2 separate regions of the Homo sapiens genome follow, and region 2 is linked to region 1. A link is an interaction called in ENCODE POLR2A ChIA-PET data of the cell type or tissue named here. Cell type or tissue: Panc1. All regions are shown on one strand.

Region 1 (5,000 bases):
TGCACCCTCTTTTACATTTTCAGTGGAAAAATCATTGTAGGAAAAGGGAAAATTTTTGTGGAGAGACAGCCACTATGCTTATTAACATTTATGGAGCCCTTTTAGTTTCCTCAGTGCTGAGCAAGGCTTGATGAGAATGTGGGCACTTTCCTTTTCACACCCAGCTGAAAGCATCCCCTGGCGATTGCACCATGGGACCCTCCGCCTCGCTGGACTGTTAGGGGGAATCAGCAAGTGGGCCTATTTTTTTACCCTTTAGAATGTTGCTACCCTCCTCTGACCCTGCATGGTGAAGAATTTATGCCTATTGTAACTTGACAATAGAGCCTCCTTGAGGCCAAGTTCAGCTTGCTGCATAATCAAAGGGGTGGTTTCTACCCTCGGCCATCTTTAGTTTATGGAGGAATGTAGGAGTTGTTCCAGCAGCCACCCACACCCTCCACAGCCTGTGTGTGTTCACTGTCTGCTTCCTCCCAGAACAAGGTCCCAGGATTACAGCCCTTCCTCAGATAAAATAAAGCCATCCAGTCATATCTTTACATTTGACGTAAGTGAAGGGAAGTTTTTCTTGCCCTATACTGAATGGGGCTGTGGTGAGGACTTGGGGTAGCTCTGAGTCTGGCTCTCTGCTGAAAAGGGGCCTTTAAGCTGGAAGGCTCATTCATCTCCATGCAGCCTCCTTCTATCCAGCCATGGGTCCACCCAGGGTCGAAGGGAGGTGGAGCCTGCCCCTGGGTTTACAGCAGGGCCCCCTGTGTTTTATATTTGTTTAGCTATTCCTCTATTGCCTGTGTAGATAGATGTTAAAGGAATTCTTAATCTTCTTACTATTATGCTTGTCGTGGCAGTATTATTTAACTGGGGTGGTTCCCCCTTTTTTTTTCCCCAGTTCTGCTACCACCTCTCTGGTCTGAGCTTGCATCAATTAATAACAGCAACCCTCCCCTCCCTCTAGCTTCCCTCCTTTCCTCCTTCCCTTCATCTTTCCTTCGTTTTTTATCTACCTGCCTACCTGCCTACACTAAATGTTTTCCCGGGTCTACCGTATGCCAAGCATGGTGTTAAGGACTGGAAGTTAAATAAAGCAGTGAATAAGATCCCTACCAGTGTAGAGTCAAGTAAAGACACAAATGCTGATTTAATCACAACTGGGGTAAGGACTGCAAAGGAGAAATCCCAGGAGCTGCTAGTCAGACATAACCTGTCTTTTGGGAGGTCAATACATAGCAAAAACAGTCATAACAGCTACCCAGTTCTTGTTGAGTCATAGATGGACTGATGCATTTTAGAAATGTTTTTGTTTGTAGTGCTTGGTGGAGAGCTGGTACAAGTCAGAAGTAGCACGTGCTCCTAAAAGTGAATATATTCCTGCTGAGGCTGGCTGGGGTTGACTGTGTGATAGGCAAGGTGTGGCCGTGGGCTGCTGATAATGAGGACTTTCTTTGCTCCAGATGACTGTATGCCTTTATAATCCAGAAGGATGGTTTAGCTGCCTTTCCCCTAGGAAAGTTTACCTGACCTCCACAGGTGAGAGTTGAGGTCACAAGAGGACCAGCCTGGAAGGGAACTAGGCAGGCTTTCTGATCCGGCAGCAAATTGATTGGTGGGCTTCTTTGTTACCCGTGGATACTCCCTTCCTGAAGTAGTTTTTGGCCCCCTTAGAGCCAATCTGATTAAGTTACTGACCAGCTTGTTTATGAGCAAAGATGAATCCATTGGCGAACACACTTTTCCTTATTAGGTTCCTATTGTCATTCATTGCCTTTTTCTCGGTGTGTTTCTTTTGAGTAATTGCTCCATGTGTTGGCCCTGGCAGGTCTCTGCAGTTTGCATTTGCAACATTGGCACTGAGCTTTGGGAATTGACAGGGGCCGGGCAGGGAGATGAGCTGTCACTACCTTTGTTTTACCCTGATTTGTCTCCAGAAGAGCCCTCTGGTCATACCATGTGCTATTGAAGGTGGCTTGGGCAAGAGGAAGGATGTAGGAAGGAATTCGCTTCTGAGCCCTTGCGTAAACACAGCATAGCCTGGAGTCTTAAAAGCCGAGGCTTGAGGCAGAGCTGGCCTCGAGGTTGGCCAGGCAGTAATGATTTTTTATAGCCACTGCTGTGGCAGCTGCACAGTGGAACTGAGTGGTACCAATTTCACCTAACCATGTTTAATCATCAGTACCCTGTAAACTGAACTTGCCTTTTTTTCTTTTTTCAAAGCATCAGGGTTCTTCGAGTAAACGACTCTGGCCATGTTAAGCAGCCTCTGCTTTATGAAAAAACAAAAACAAAACAAAACAAAAACAAAAACAAAACCACCATCACAAATCCCAGGCTGTCAAACCTGATGTTTTCTGTTGCCAGGAGAAGGGTGTTTTTGCTGTGTATGAAAGACATGACAAGGGGGCATTTCCAAGCTTTGTTTTGGTTATTGTCAGTTCTGCCAACAAGTAACATCTGTATTTATTTTCCAAACTCCCCCAATGGCTGATTTGCATCTGTTTAGCTCTCTGAATAACATTTCATTTCCTGACTTTATAGGTTGCTATAAAATCCATTCGTAAGGACAAAATTAAGGATGAACAAGACATGGTTCACATCAGACGAGAGATTGAGATCATGTCATCTCTCAACCATCCTCATATCATCAGTATTTATGAAGGTCAGTGATTTTTTTTTTTTTTAACCCCCATATCAGTTACCATTTCTCATACCATGGGGCCTGCCAAGACTTTGAGATAATTGCCCTTCTGGGCAGAAGCCAAGTATTTTTCCTCATGATGCAAAAATAGTCGGGTGTTATCTCTTACTTGGTTACCTTGAACACAACCAGACACATGAGTGCAGCTCATTTTGGTCATAAAATATCTCTGGCGGATACCTTATTCTGTCTTCTTAATTCCTTGGCAGTTGCTAAGCAACCCACCTTATTGAAAGCCAGTTTGTGAGACAGCCCTGGTTTCTGAAAAATGACAGTTTGCTGGGTGACCAAATAACAGTGGATACATTGTAAATGTCATTCCCCAAAGCCAGTCGCTTTGCTGGTGGTACGGAGTTACTCCAAGTTAGGTTCTTTGAGTTAGAAATTAACCCTGAGCAGGTCCAGTAAGCACCAAGAAAGAGGGTTGGTGCAGCAGATGCCTTATAAATGGAGCCCAAATTGTGTTGGTGTTTGCAAAAAAGAGCAGCATGGGGAAAAGCTTATACAGACGCTCAGGCTTCAGTTCAACTCCTTGGTCCTTCATGAGAAGAAATGGAGAGAATAAACCGCCCACAGACTATCATTTATGTTTTAAGACCCTGTAAATAAATTACACAGCAGTATGTGTTTATTGTAGAAATGATTGAAATCGAAATGTTAAAATTAAAAAATAATTTCTGTTCTAACTCCCAATTTGATAAATAGCTCTCTATCCATATCTCTATATTTATCTATTTCTCTGTATCTATTTGTGGTTTTTGTCCAGTTAGATCATGCTATTTAAACTGTTTTTTAGCTTGATTCTTTTTTCATTTGTTGTCTCGTGCATCTTTTCTGTATCAATAAATATTCCCCTGTAAGGACATTTGAAAAGGTTTTATAGCATTCTGTTTATGGACATACCATAATTTATTGAATCTAATTTCTTTTGCCAAACACTTAAGTTGTTCCAAATTTCTGGTTATTATAAACAGGGCTTCACAACTCTCCTTGTGCATCATTTTGACATTCATTTCTGATTATTTTCTTATGAAAATTTCCCAATTTTGGTTTTACTGAGTCAGAGTGTTTCCCTAGAATATTTAAAAATATGTGGCTGAAAAATGAACTTATTGCTGGGTGCAGTGGCTTATGCCTGTGATACTGGCACCTTGGGAGGCTGAGGTGGGCAGGTGGCTTGAAGTCAGGAGTTCGAGACCAGCCTGGCCAACATGGTGAAACCCGTCTCTACTAAAAATACAAAAAGTAGTCAGGTGTGGTGGCGCATGCCTGTAGTCCCAGCTACTCAGGAGGCTGAGGCACGTGAATCACTTGAGCTAGGGAGACGGAGGTTGCAGTGAGCTGAGATCGTGCCACTGCATTCCAGCCTGGGTGACAGAGTGAGACTCTGTTTAAAAAAAAAAAAAAAGAAAAATGAACTTATTTTTAATTCGTGGTCAGATTATAAGAAGTTATCAGGTTGGGCTAAAAGGAAACCAACCAGTGGTGTCCCTAAAGTTTTTCTGATAGTTTTCGTTTTTCATCTGGTTCCCTGATCTTTTTTTGCCATTCTTTTTTTCTGCTGCTTCTATTTTTGCCTCTTATCTAGAAGTAAATGTTGGTAATATATTTCTTTTATCCTGGTCATTTGAAGGCTCATTTTTGGAGCCCTTGGTGATAGGATTTTTAAGGGAAATTTTTATCCATTCTATCTTTTATTTACATCACAAACACCTCTTACAGTGCTTCTCAAAGTGCCTGGGCTAGTGGCATGAGCATCACTTGAGATTATTAGAAATACAGATTCTCAGGCTTCACCCAGGACCTGCTGAATCTGAAACTCTCTGGGTGGGGCTCAGCAATCTGTGTTTCAACAAATTTGAGAACCACTAGTCTACTGAGTGGAGTGTCTACTTCGTGTTAAGCACTCTGTTCAGTGAAGTTAGAAATTTGAAAGCTGAATGTGATATGGACCCCACACTCAAGAAGCAACATAGATCCCACACTCAAGAAGCAATACAGGCTGGACATGATGGCTCACGCCTGTAATCCCAGCACTTTGAGAGGCCATGGCAAGAGGATCACTTGAGGTCAGGAGTTTGAGACCAGCCCGGCCAACATGGTGAAACCCCATCTCTCCTAAAAATACAAAAATTACCTGGTTGTGGTGGCATGTGCCTGTAATCCCAGCTATTTGGAAGGCTGAGGCAGGAGAATAGCTTGAACCTAGGAGGCACAGGTTGCAGTGAGCCAAGATTGTGCCATTGCTTTCCAGCCTGGGCAACCAAGTGAGACCCTGTCTTAAAAAAAAAAAAAAAAGAAGCAATAC
Region 2 (5,000 bases), 52 kb after region 1:
ACATGTTAACAATACTAAGTCTCCCAACTCATGGACAGAGTGTATGTATTTATTTAGGCCTTCTTTTATTTCTCTCAGCACTAATTTTTATTTTCAGTACGCAGGAATTACACTGTTTTTGTTAAATTTATTCCTATGTATGTTATACTTTTGAACTATTATAAATGGAATTCTTTACAAATTTATTTTCCAAGTTTTTTTGTGGCTAGTATATAGAAATATAGTTGAATTTTATGAATTGGCTAAATTCACTTAGTAGTCCTACCTACTAGTTGTTTTTAAAGATCTAGTAGAATTTTCCATGTGGGTGGATTTTCCATTTTAGGTTCTCTGTGTATAAAATCTGTTCTACTTCTTCCTTTTTAATTTGTATGTTTGTATTTCTTTTCCTCGCCTCATTACAATACAACAAAACACACCTAGTGCTAGGATATCCAGTATCATGTTGAATAGACATAGACTGAGCAAATGTCTTTCCTCATTCTGAATTTAGTGAGAAATATTAAGTCTTTCACGATTATGTATAATGTTAGTTATAAATGTCTTCTACCAAGTCGAGGAAGTTTCTTTTCTTTTCGAAATGGAGTCTGGCTCTGTCGCCCAGGCTGGAGTGCAGTGGTGAGATCTTGGCTCACTGCAACCTCCACCTCCCGGGGTCAAACAATTCTCCTGCCTCAGCCTCCCAAGCAGCTGGGATTACACGGGCCCACCAATATGCCCAGCTAATTTTTGTATTTTTAGTAGAGATGGGGTTTCACCATGTTGGCCAGGCTGATCTCGAACTCCTGACCTCAGGTGATCCACCCACCTCTTGGCCTCCCAAAATGCTGGGATTACAGGCATGAGCCACTGTGCCTGGCCAGAAGTTTCTTTACATTCCTAGTTTGCTGAGAGATTTCTTTAAAGTTATAAATGGGTAAAGAAATTTGTTAAATATTTTTCTTAAGTTTATTAGGATAATTATGTTTTTTCTTCTTTACTATGTTAATATGGTGATTGTATTGAATGAATTTTGAATATTAAACCAACCTTGCCTTCCTGGGATAATTTTCACTTCATGTTGTATTGTTCTTTAAATATATTGCCAAATTTGTTTTGCTGATATTTTGTAAAAGATGTTCTTTTCATGCAAGACATTGGTTTATAGTTTCTCTCTCTCTCTCTTTAATGTCTTTGGTTTTGTCATCAGGGCAATGGTGACCTTAAACGGTGTTTGAAAATCTTGTCGTCCTTTCTATTGTCTGTAACTGTTTGTGTACAATTGGCATTATTTCTTCATTAAATATTTGATTTAGTATACCAGTGAAGGTATTTGGACCTGGAATTTCCTTTGTGGAAAGGTTTAATGTCATTATTTTTTATCCTTTCTTCTATTCAAGTATAGGCACCGAAAGCTGTATGGTTTTGTCTAATAATTGCTGAAGCATCCCACAAATATTGACATGGTGTGTTTTCATTTTCATTTGCTTCAAAATATTTTCAGATTTCCATGTTGATTTCTTCTTTTCATATTTACTTATAATCTTATGGTTGCTGTGTTTTCACTCTTTTGTGTTCCAAGTCTCCCTCTGGTATCAGTTTTCTTCCTCATGAAGAACTTCCATGAATATGTCTTCTTGTGAAGATCAATTAGTGACTTCTCTCAGCTTTTGTTTGTCTGAAAAAAAATCTTTATTTCAACTCTAAGTTTGAAAGATATTTTTTCCAGTTAGCAAAATTTACATGACATTTTACGTCTTTATCCCTCAAAGATATCAGTCCCCTGTCTTCCGGTTTGCATAGTTTCTGTTGAGACATCTGAGATAATTTTTCTCTTTGTTCTCTGGGTTTATCATGTCTGTTTTTCTGTGCAACTTTGCATATTTTTCGTTTATTACTTATTTCTTTAGCAATTGATTGTGATTTCTCTTGGTATGGTTTTCTATGTGTTTATCTTTCCTTGAGCTCATTGACCTTCTTGCATCTGTAAGTTTATAGATGTCATAAAAAATTTAGATTTTAAAATTGTCATTATAAATTCAATATTTTTTCTGTTCATCTTTCTCCTTCTGGAACTCCAGCAACGTATATGTTATACCGTTTGATATTGTCCTACAGCTCAGTGAGTCTCTGTTTATATTTTTCAGTCTTTTTCTTTTTCTTTGTGGCTCCTCTTGAAATTCTTTCATTTCTGAAAGTGCCATTTGGCGTGTGTGTGTGTATGGTGTGTGTCACACACACACACTATATACACTATGGATAGATCTATCTATATGTGCACACACTACATATATAGTGTATATATATGTTCCTTTATATATATATTCTTTCATTATACTCATGTTTTTCTTTAAATACTTGAGCTTGCATACCTGAAAGGTTTTAAAGTCCTTTGTTGATAACTCATTCATCTTTACAATGTATAGATGTTTCTATTGATTGATTTTTCTTCTTTTACAAATCATATTCTCTCATCATAATTACTAATTTTTTAATTGGAGGCTGGGCATTGTGTATTTTATATTGGTTATTGCTGGATTTTGTTATATCCCTTTGAAGAATGTTATGCTTTGTATTGGTGGGTCGAGTGACTTGGATGCAATTCAGCTTGATTCTTTTGAGGCTCAATTTTGATATTTTTAAATGGTTAATTTAATCCCTTTACTGAAGGGCTTATTTAGTCCCACTATTAAGGCATAAAGCTTCCGTAGTGTTACTAAATTTCCTGTGTATTTAGCAATGTCTCTGTGTTCTGGCTGGTGGGAATTTGAACATTTTCAGCCCTGGGTGAGCTCTGAGAATTGTTTGGCTTGCAGCTCTCCAGTGATTTTTTTTTTTTTTTTCTGTTAATATTCTTTGCCCAGCCTCATTTGCATGTGGAGATTAGTGTTTAGCTAAAGATCCAGAGTGCCCCTATGCAAATTTCTGGAGCTCTTTCTTTGTATAGTTCCCTTTACTCCAGTACTCTGTGCTTTCCAAACCTATCTACCCTGGCCTCCCTGATCTCTGTGACTTGCTCTGTTTGGGTTCATCTTCCTGGTGATTCAGTCCAGAAATTAATTCCAGGTTAAGATGGTGCAATTGCCTGGTTTACTTTAGTTTTTGCTTTTATTGGTGATTATGGTCCTGTGTTACTTGTTGTTTAATGTCTGAAAACACTTCTTGAATATATTTTGTTCTCTTTGTAGATTGTGTTTTCAGTGGGTCAGGGTGTATCCCATAGGAGTTTCTCCTTCATGGGTAGAAGCAAAAGTTGAGATTAAGTCTTTTGCCCAATTACAAATAGATGTTAGCAGAACTGGGTCTAAAATCCAAATATGATAGACTTCATAGCCTGTGCCCTTCATCATGATCAAGATCCCATTCTTCCCTTTTTTGGACCACATTCCAGAAAGAAGGCAGGTAAGAACCCAGTCAGTAAAAAGCAAACTGGCTATTCTTAGTGCTACAATTCCAGTAAGAAGGATTAGGCAGGGAGTTTGCTGTTATAGTTGGTGACTTCTCAGAGGTGCCCTGCCAAAGTTAGCTTTTATTTATTTTCTTCCTTGTGAGTGAATGGAGAAATTATGGGGCAGTTCTTCATTTATTTGTTTGCTGGTTCATTAACTCTATCATTTATTCCTCCATTTAAGATTATTAATGGAAAACCTACTGTGTACCAGGCACTAGGTTTTTGTTGTTGTTTTGGGAGGGAAATGTAGCTCCCAGTGGGTTTTCCTTTGCTTTCTTCCTCTTCATTCTTTTACTCTCTCCCAAACTTTCAATATGATCATGTGGGAAAGGCCCAGATGGTGACATTTTAGGGATGTCTCCCTGGACCCTAGTGGAGTTTCTGGGTGGTTAGGAGAGAAGTTAGGGTCTCCTTTCAAATTAAAATAAATGCCAACATCCCTGGGAGGTATCATACATTAAGCCATTGTCAGCTAAGGCTTGGCCAGCTATTAATGTTTCAGGAGAGACTTATTAAGTGTTAATTAAGAGTAATCATGGAGAACAACATAGGCCCCTTGGGAAATGGGACAGGATGAGAAAGCAAAGGAATTCTCACAGGAAATGTGGCAAGGATAAACTCTGAAATTTTGTCTCAAGCTGAGACATATATGTCCCTTGTCTTCTTTGGTCTGAGTGTCATAATAATAACAAAGTTGAGTGATGCTTTGTAGGTTACAGGTCCCCCCTGCCCACTCATTTGTTTTTCTTGAAGCCACCTCTCAATAGCCCTTGGAGGTAAACATTAGTACTGTTGATGAAATGGAAATTGGAAGAAGGAAATTCACTGGCTCAAGTTGCCCAGCTGATAAGTGCTATGGTCTGAATTTGAACCCAGGCCATCTAACTCCAGAGCTTCTGGTCCTAATTCTGCTCTGCCATCTAAGCTTGCAAAGCTGCTTGCTATGACCAAATCATCTCTGTCTTCATTACTGGTTCTATCAGTTCAGCATTTTCCTGTGCAACTCCTTCACAGAGCACCAAGTTTGGTGTCCAAGGTGATTTGGGCTTTTTGCATGCATCCAGATAACTGTTGCCAACCTCAGGAACTATTTCTTCCTCTTTGTGGCTGGTTGATTGGAATGGGAGCAAAAAAGCAAGTCTGGCCAGCTACTTCGTGGAAGACCAAGAAATGACAAAGGACACAAGGATGTTCTTCTTTAAAGCTCTGTACAACATGCAGCCAACTAAATGGGAGTGAAAGTGCTTTTGAGGAGAAATAGGAATTAAACAATAGTCTATCGTCAGGTTTACTGCTGCTGGTAAACAGAATTCAAACATATTTGCGGGGTAAGACTCTAAGGCTATTTTTAAGAGAGGCACTAGCAGACATTCAACGAAGTCTAGATGGGTTAATGAAATAAATGCATTTCCTGCTTCTCCATGATTTATATTTCTAAGGCTGCACTACATAGTAATTCAATAAAGCTGAAACGGCAGGAATGTCTGGCAGATTTTTTGGAATATGATACTTGGCTCATTATGGTGGTTCAATTTCAGTATCTGGATAAGGGTCAGATACAAAGGGACAT

The links. Peaks named below come from ENCODE experiments on the same cell type or tissue, not always from the same donor. Only the 100,000 strongest peaks of a DNase experiment are listed, where the experiment ranks them.
Region 2: POLR2A ChIA-PET joins it to region 1 with 5 read pairs; 3 of 35 experiments call an interaction of 5 or more read pairs at or near these places.

Annotation. Positions count from the first base shown.
Region 1 is chr12:106,104,058-106,109,057 of GRCh38, reverse strand. NUAK1 (NUAK family kinase 1) reads left to right here. Exons shown (of 7, transcript NM_014840.3): 2 at 2,533-2,653. Among named protein-coding and RNA genes, the nearest start is that of NUAK1, 32 kb to the left of the region's middle. RefSeq lists enhancers at 1-691, 692-1,435, 1,436-2,181. In Panc1, a CTCF peak has its summit at 329 (motif pointing left); no DNase peak of the experiment used is centred here; H3K4me3 peaks cover 215 bases; H3K27ac peaks cover 4,154 bases.
Region 2 is chr12:106,052,211-106,057,210 of GRCh38, reverse strand. No RefSeq gene overlaps it. Among named protein-coding and RNA genes, the nearest start is that of NUAK1, 84 kb to the left of the region's middle. In Panc1, no CTCF peak of the experiment used is centred here; no DNase peak of the experiment used is centred here; H3K27ac peaks cover 51 bases.